3 separate regions of the Homo sapiens genome follow, and regions 2 and 3 are each linked to region 1. A link is a loop called in an ENCODE intact Hi-C map of the cell type or tissue named here. Cell type or tissue: CD4-positive, alpha-beta T cell. All regions are shown on one strand.

The links. Peaks named below come from ENCODE experiments on the same cell type or tissue, not always from the same donor. Only the 100,000 strongest peaks of a DNase experiment are listed, where the experiment ranks them.
Region 2: it touches region 1 in a loop (2.3-fold over the local background); 10 of 110 quality-filtered maps call a loop at or near these places.
Region 3: it touches region 1 in a loop (3-fold over the local background); 9 of 110 quality-filtered maps call a loop at or near these places.

What each region holds. Positions count from the first base shown.
Region 1 is chr12:14,768,786-14,771,285 of GRCh38, forward strand. H4C16 (H4 histone 16) reads right to left here and starts at 2,346. Exons shown (of 1, transcript NM_175054.2): 1 at 1,935-2,346. The coding sequence starts at 2,299. The coding sequence ends at 1,988. LOC105369669 reads right to left here and starts at 1,872. Exons shown (of 3, transcript XM_047429947.1): 1 at 1,115-1,872; 2 at 154-224. The coding sequence starts at 1,368. RefSeq lists enhancers at 972-1,567, 1,568-2,164, 1,829-2,158. In CD4-positive, alpha-beta T cell, CTCF peaks have their summits at 1,260 and 1,465; DNase peaks (open chromatin) are centred at 336, 1,256, 1,506 and 2,376; H3K4me3 peaks cover 2,500 bases; H3K27ac peaks cover 2,383 bases.
Region 2 is chr12:14,402,766-14,405,265 of GRCh38, forward strand. All of the region lies in intron 1 of ATF7IP (activating transcription factor 7 interacting protein), which reads left to right. Among named protein-coding and RNA genes, the nearest start is that of ATF7IP, 38 kb to the left of the region's middle. In CD4-positive, alpha-beta T cell, no CTCF peak of the experiment used is centred here; a DNase peak (open chromatin) is centred at 1,116; H3K27ac peaks cover 1,908 bases.
Region 3 is chr12:14,237,444-14,239,943 of GRCh38, forward strand. No RefSeq gene overlaps it. Among named protein-coding and RNA genes, the nearest start is that of ATF7IP, 130 kb to the right of the region's middle. RefSeq lists enhancers at 1,782-2,500, 1,876-1,955. In CD4-positive, alpha-beta T cell, a CTCF peak has its summit at 978 (motif pointing right); DNase peaks (open chromatin) are centred at 948 and 2,208; H3K4me3 peaks cover 650 bases; H3K27ac peaks cover 305 bases.

The sequences.
Region 1 (2,500 bases):
TTTGGTCATGCAACAAATATCGAGGGCACGAAAGTATGCCAGACTCTATTTCTTTTAAGTAACTCAATTTTTCACTTGCATTAAAGAAAATTGAACTTCTCCGAGTGTCTCACTGTCTTAGAAATTAAACTAACACCAGTATTGTGTACTCACTTGAAGTCTTTATGGAGTAGGAGAAAGTACTTAGAAATGACACGTCAGCAAAAAGGAACAGGGGAGCCTTCCTGGCAGAAGAAGAGGCAAATGTCAAGATCTAGCGGTGCGGAATCCTTCGCCAGCTGGGTTCCAATCTTGACTCCAGTTCTTTAACCCCTGGGGCTGGGAAACTCCCTTAGAGTGACTTCAGCCCACCGCACCAAGGAAGCTATATGACTTCTTCATGTTTAGAATAGCTAGAGCAAGACCAAGCGTGGTGGCTCACGCCTGAAATGCCAGCACTTTGGGAGGCGGAGGCGGGTGAATCACTTGAGGCCAGGAGTTCAAGACCAGCCTGGCCAACATGGTGAAACCCCGTATCTACCAAAAAAAAAAAAAATACAAAAATTAGCCAGGCGTGGTGGCGCAGGCCTGTAATCCCAGCTACTCCGGAAGCTGAGGCAGGTGAATCGCTTGAACCCGGGAGGCGGAGGCGAGATCGTGCCACTGCACTCCAGCCTCGGTGGCAGAGCTAGACTTGGTCTCGAAAAGAAAGGAAAAAAGAAAAGGTAGAGAAGGGGCAGATTAGTTAACGCGGCATGGATCACACCGCATCCTGGGGTGCCAAGCCTAATGAGAAGTTAGGAAGGACAGAGCCAGGAGTAGAGCGAGGCTGTTATACGGAGCTTTACCGGAGGCCGGGGCGACCCCTACGGCCTGGACGCAGGCTGATCACCAGGTCTTCCGCCCCCTACCCTCGCCTACTGGAAAGTGCGCTTAACTGGTAGCACCAGCCCCACCTTTCTCCAAGACCCTCACTACACCCCGGGAGTACCGGGTAGGACCACGCGCTTGGTAATCCCACAGCTGTCTCTCTTACATTCTCACTGAACTTATTAGAACCTAACCCGCCACCCGTTTCCCTTCTAGACCCCCAGGCTGCTCTGAACAGGGCCTTTACTCGGAAGCCAGGGCTTACCTCCCGGCTGCGATAGGGTTATTTGTGATGGGCATGACACTGCTCGGAGCGGGGGATTCCCGGCAACTTGGCGACCTGCAGGTGATCTGGCCTTTCATGCCGGCGTGACCCCCACTGCCTGCCTGCCAACTCCACGCCCGCCGCCAGGTGGCCGAGCAGGACGCTACCCGCTTGGCGTAGGCAACTTTACGCAGCTGGCTAAGAGGGAATCGCAGGGTGTCGCGAGTTTCGCCCGGCCGCCTTAATCTCAGCATCTGAGCTTGGTCACCTCTCACTCAACGTCAGCGATTAAGTAAAATAGTACCCAGTAAGACTACGCGCCACACTAGAGCTGCATTCAGCTTTCGGGCTTGCAGGTAGCGGCGTGCTGCGACCTCCCATTTCCTGCGACTTAGCAAGCCCTGCACACGCACGAACCGCCCTTGACGCGTGACGCTCACCCCTGAAGGCCAGCAGGAAGTCACCTAAGCCCTGATTTACATGGAAGCCATCCGATACGTGCTTATGGGCCAACGACTCGGCCGCTTAGAAGACCATGACCAGTTCTAACACTAGGGCTTTGTACAAGCACTCTTCTAAACAAAATCCGGTGTCTGGATTTTGGGAGGTCACTACTGCGTTGCGCGGCACCTCCAGGGTCGTACCTAAGCACAGGCGGAACCCCCTCCTTGAGGTCTAGTTCTCCCCGTGCCCGCCAAGTCTAATCCCGAGCAGATGCTCGGGCCGCGAATATCCCATTTCCGGTATCCGGAAGGCGACATCAAAGGGTTGATATTTACCCGTTATCTAGGAAGTGTTAACAGCTCTTTCTGTGACAGTTTGGGGGCCCTGAAAAGGGCCTTTTGGAGTCTGTAGAGAAGCTGTGGGGACAGCTCAACCGCCGAAACCATAAAGGGTGCGACCCTGGCGTTTCAGCGCGTACACCACATCCATGGCCGTGACGGTCTTGCGCTTGGCGTGCTCCGTGTAAGTCACCGCGTCACGGATCACGTTCTCCAGGAAGACTTTGAGGACTCCCCGGGTCTCCTCGTAGATGAGACCAGAAATGCGCTTGACGCCCCCACGTCGGGCGAGACGGCGAATCGCCGGCTTTGTAATGCCTTGGATATTGTCCCGCAGCACCTTCCGGTGGCGCTTGGCGCCTCCCTTACCCAGCCCCTTGCCACCTTTACCTCGCCCAGACATTCTGAAATCACAGCGCCTACTCAGCAGAAAATCGGGCTGCCCACTGTGATTGCCAGTCGCAGACCAGGGCTTATAGTCTCTCGATGCGGACCTGTTTGAAAACATCAAAAAAGTGGGCGGAGCTCTAGGCCCCACCTCTGGAGACATGCTATAGTTGTTAAGTCCAGGAAGCAGTCAGCGAAACCAGCCTGATTTTTTTGT
Region 2 (2,500 bases), 370 kb before region 1:
TTTTGTATTTTTAGTAGAGACGGAGTTTCTCCATGTTGTCCAGGCTGGTCTTGAACTTCTGAGCTTAGGTGATCCACCCACCTCACCCTTCCAAAGTACTAGGATTACAGTCATGAGCCACAGCTCCTGGCCTGAATGTTTTCTTTATTGTATGTTCTGACTCCTGTTTGAGCTTTTACTGCTTTGCTCAGGATTTTCACAACGTATTGGATATAGTATGCATACCCTTTGTTTTGTGTTTAAGAGAAATGTCTGTGGTGTTTTATTACTATGGTGTTTTTTTGTGTTTAAGAGAAATATCTGTGGTATATTATTATGGAATTTCTTGTTAGTTTGAAGTGATCTTTATCAGCTAAAGGAATGATTTTTATGTTCTTAATTTTTATTTTTATCAGTGCTTAATTTTAATTTTTATCAGTGAATGAGTGTTGAAACATTTAGTGTCTTTTCAATTTCTGTTAAGAAATGAGTTAATTTTTGTTTACCCCTTTTATATTGTCAATAAATTTCCTAATATGCTTTAAAAATTATTAGAGGTGTTTAAAATGGAAAAACAGTGCAGTTTAGGATAGAGATGTTAATCTCATCTTTTAGTAGTTAACCAGGAATATGAGGATAAAGGAATTAGAAGAAAATGTATAGTTTCTTGCCTCCTGGCCTTAATGATCTAACATAGTCACAGTCAGGCTCCACAAACTGCTCTTCTAGTCTCTCTAAGCACTGTTCTTTGCACAGTATATTTATTGAATTGATTGTTGTGCTGTTAACAGTGAGGTGGCTGATCGAATTTTTTTCTGTTTACCAGTCAAATGGCTTCAGACTCTTTATGTCAACAGTAGAAAAGATGATTAAAAATTTAGAAGAGAAATATGGTATTTGGAAATGCCAAAATAAGGTGCTAGATCTGCATTTGTGAACCCTCCAAAAGAGCTTAGTTATATGTACTTGGTGGCTTACTGCATTTATCACTGAATTTCCTTGGAATTTTTCTCCCCTGCTTCTCTCTCTCCACCTCCTCCTTTTTATTTTTTTTAATTCTGGAGGCTCTAGGCTCAGTTAAATATTTTCATGTGGCAGAGAGCCAGATTTCCAATAGCCCTGAACTCAGCATGCTGCTGTTGCTTAGCAACTACTTGTGAAGTCTTGTGGCTATAACTGAATTATAAATAGGGTTATGAGCAGAAGTGCAATTGAAATTGAGATTGGAAAGAAAGGCATACTCTTTTTTCCCCCGTCTCACTTGAATTTGAGTGATTTTTTTTTTTAAATGCAGAGTCAGTTTTCAGAAATCTGGCTCATAAACATTGGTAATACTAACCCTATCAGGAAGACAATATGGGCATCTTTGTAATTACACATTTGTAAGCTTTTTTTTTTTTTTCCAGTGCTAAACAGTCTATAATGGAGACAAGGCAGTTCATGGAAACTAGAGAACAGAACTTCTAATTTTCATGGTCATACATGTAGAAAAATATCCATATATTGTATTACTGCTGTATTTATCTTCCACATTTACATTAAAATCTACATACAGGAACACTTTATTAGATTATGTTCTTGTACTTTTCATCACATCATTTCTTTAGAGTGGCTTAAAAATTGTCCTATAATCATGACCACAGGCATTTGATGAATATTGAATACATGAGTAAATCAACCTATCTTTATTATTGCTTAAACAGTACATTTTTAAGTACACTTTATTAAAATGTTATCAGCAAAAAACCTGAAAGGTTCTTTAAGGTCTTCTGATTTAATTTCCTTATATTTCACATGGAAAGCTTTAGACCTAACGATGTTAAATGATTTGCCTAAGATCTGTCATACCCTGGTGTGTGTATGTATATTTGGTTTTTTTGCATTGGTCTCTCTTACTGTTACATATTTCACAACTCTCTTTTTTTTTGCACTCATATTTCATCAGTTTACACAAAATTTAAATTCTGTAATTTATTAAAAAATGTACAACTTAGTAACAAACACAACTTACATGAACAGGTTTAGTTGAGAGCAGAAGACCATGGGTATCAGTCAATAAATTTGTAGAATGGATGGAGACCACTGGCTTATTTGATATGATGATTAGGAGGTTAAGAGAGTTTCCAAAGTATAGAATTTTTGGTCAGAACTCTACAGATTTTTTTTCAGGTTCCAAAAGATGAAACTAAGTGGCAATTCTTGGTTTTGGGTAAAGAACTCTGTGCTTTCTTAAAATATATTAAACTTTTTTTAATCGCTTTTAACAGCCCATCCTATGAAACTAAGTCGATTGCAGACATTTGCCAGAAACAAGTAGATTGTATTCTTAGGCATTGTTGCTAGGAAAAATTTAGAGTGGAAATGTAATTTTTTCTTTTGCTGCCAGTGGAGGTGCTGGTTCATTCTTTGTTGTATGCCCAGTAGTAGAGATCTTGCTATCAAAAGTGTAAGTTTCTTTGAAAGGTTTAACTGAAGGAAGATGTAGAATTATAAATAGAATTGGCTGGAAAATTTGTGATAA
Region 3 (2,500 bases), 530 kb before region 1:
ACTTCTAACCACTAAACAAATAGCAATTATCCTAGTATTGGATCATCTTTGTCTCCTATCACTATCATTTTCTTTCCTATTGCTTTCATTTTTATCTCTTTTCTTAGACATGGTTTAAACATTAATCACGTTTTAACTTACTTAACACTTGTAACAAGCCTGAGTTAAGTGCTATCATTATTCTCATTGTTTTGGTCGGGACGAAATGAAATATATTCAAGCTAGGTAATTTAAGGAGCTATTTAATAAAAGGAGCATCTAAAAGGTATGGACAGAATGTAGGATAACCCCAGGGGACAGCAAAGTGCTCTGGGTTTCACAACATTTAGGTACTGTTATCATCTTTAGGCCTGAAAGATATAGAAAGGATGTAAATACTATTTCCCTAACATAGAGTGAACTATTTTGGTAAGGGCTCTTGTTGGGGATATGACCTTCATTGAAGGGACAGAGCCCTGGGACCTCATAAGAAGGGAGCTGGGGGGGATAAACTCTCCAGCTCTACGCTCTTCTTTCTCTTTAATTTCCTTTGAGTGCTTCCCATTGCCCAGACCCAATTTGAAGCTAAAAGTCAAGATAGCTTCTTGATGCATTCCATATAGGTCAGTCTCTGCCTCCTAGGACACAAAGCAGAGTAGAGAAGGGTGGATATTGGTCTAGAGAGGCAAAATAAAAGTAGCATAATCACTTTACACTACAGTACTACTACACCATTCTGTCTCCAGCGGTGGGAGGTTAGAAAGGTAGGTAGATAGTCAACTATTTTATGGAGCAAATAGTAAAAATGTATACAGGCCTTCTGCAAACTAACCAAAAAAATAAAAAGAAAAAGAACGGGGCAAAAAATAAAAGCTTTTGATAGGCATATATCATGTTATTTTTGGAAACCACTATTAAGAACTGTAAGCTTCCTTGATTGTTACAGTGCTTAAAAGCATCCAGGAGATGGCAGCATTGGTAAGGTATTTAAAAATCAAATGTTAAAAATATTTTTCACAATTATTATTGATAGATAATGAGCTTCCCAAATGGAATAACGTTTTAAAGTATAGTTGGTCCTAAATAACTAAAAATGCAGAAATACTAAATTATTGTCAAATAATAGCGTGGCTTTATGCAGGTGGTTATTCAAGAGTACACTCACATGACACATGACAGTTCAGTAGATATTCGGACTGAAAATACAACAGATTACAACGGGGCTGAAAAATTTCTATCGCCTAATGAGGCCTAGGATAATGAGTGTGTTTGTGTCTTAGTTTGTTATTTGTTTCTTTTTTCTTTTATTTTCTTTTGAGACCTGGGTCTCGCTCTGTCACCCAGGCTGCAGTGCAGCGGTGCTATCTTGGCTCACTGCAGCCTCCGTCTCTGGGGCTCAAGTGATCCTCCTGCCTCAGCCTCTGGGGTAAGATTCCAGGCATGCACCATCACCCTTGGCTAATTTCTATATTTTTTTGTAGGGATGGGGTTTCACCATGTTGCCTAGGCTGATCTCAAACTCCTAAGCTCAGGAGATCCTCCCACCTCGGCCTCCCAAAGTGCTGGGACTACAGGCGTGGGACTGTGTGGCCCGACCTGACAAAAACAAGTTTAATAACTAGAGGCAACTATTCACAAATCATATACAAAATATCATATGTGAGATGTGGTGGCTTATTAAAATCTAGATATCACAGACATCATATCAGTTATGAGGCAAAAAAAATTAATCTGCCTTTAAATGTTATTTCTAAACTGTTTTAATCATTTCCAACATTGAAACATAAATTGTTAAAGATACACCTAGATGTCAATATTCTGGCCCAGGTACTTAACTGGGTACAGGAGACAAAATACTAAAAAACAATCTGACCTTCTAAACCCTCAGCCTGAGATGGAAACAGACAACTCCATTGAATTACAATTCGATCTGACTCTAATAGCAAGGTGCCATCTAAATGGGAGGGCCAACTTGCCTAACTCCACCTTGACAGACGGGGAAGGCTTCACCAGGGAGGGAGCACGGAGCAGAGATTTTGAGAGATGAGCCTGCGTTTGCCAGGATAACCACAGGGAGAAGGCCACTGCCTGCAGAAAGAGGAGCAGGCGTAGGGGAGGGTAGACATGAAACAGCACACCCTATCCCAATGGTTAACCAGAGGCAATATCGCTCCCGGGGGAGATTTCGAAATGTCTGGTAACATTTTTGCTTGTCACCACTGGAGGAGTGCTACTGGCAGCTAGTGGGTAAAGGTCAGGGATGCAGCTAAACGTCCCACAGTGCACAGACAGCCAACCACGACAAATGAATTATCTGACCTCAAATACTGCCACTGTTGAAAAACTGCTGTAACCGCAAATGGCATCTCTTTGAATGGCAAGGTTACAGAAAGGAATAGCAAAAATGCAGCGATGATCCAGGAACGTTTTCTAAAAGGGGGCGGGGATAAAATTAGGGAAGGTTTATTGACACCCCCCAAAAAAAAGAGAAAAAAAGAGAGAAAAGTTTAGATTTTATTGT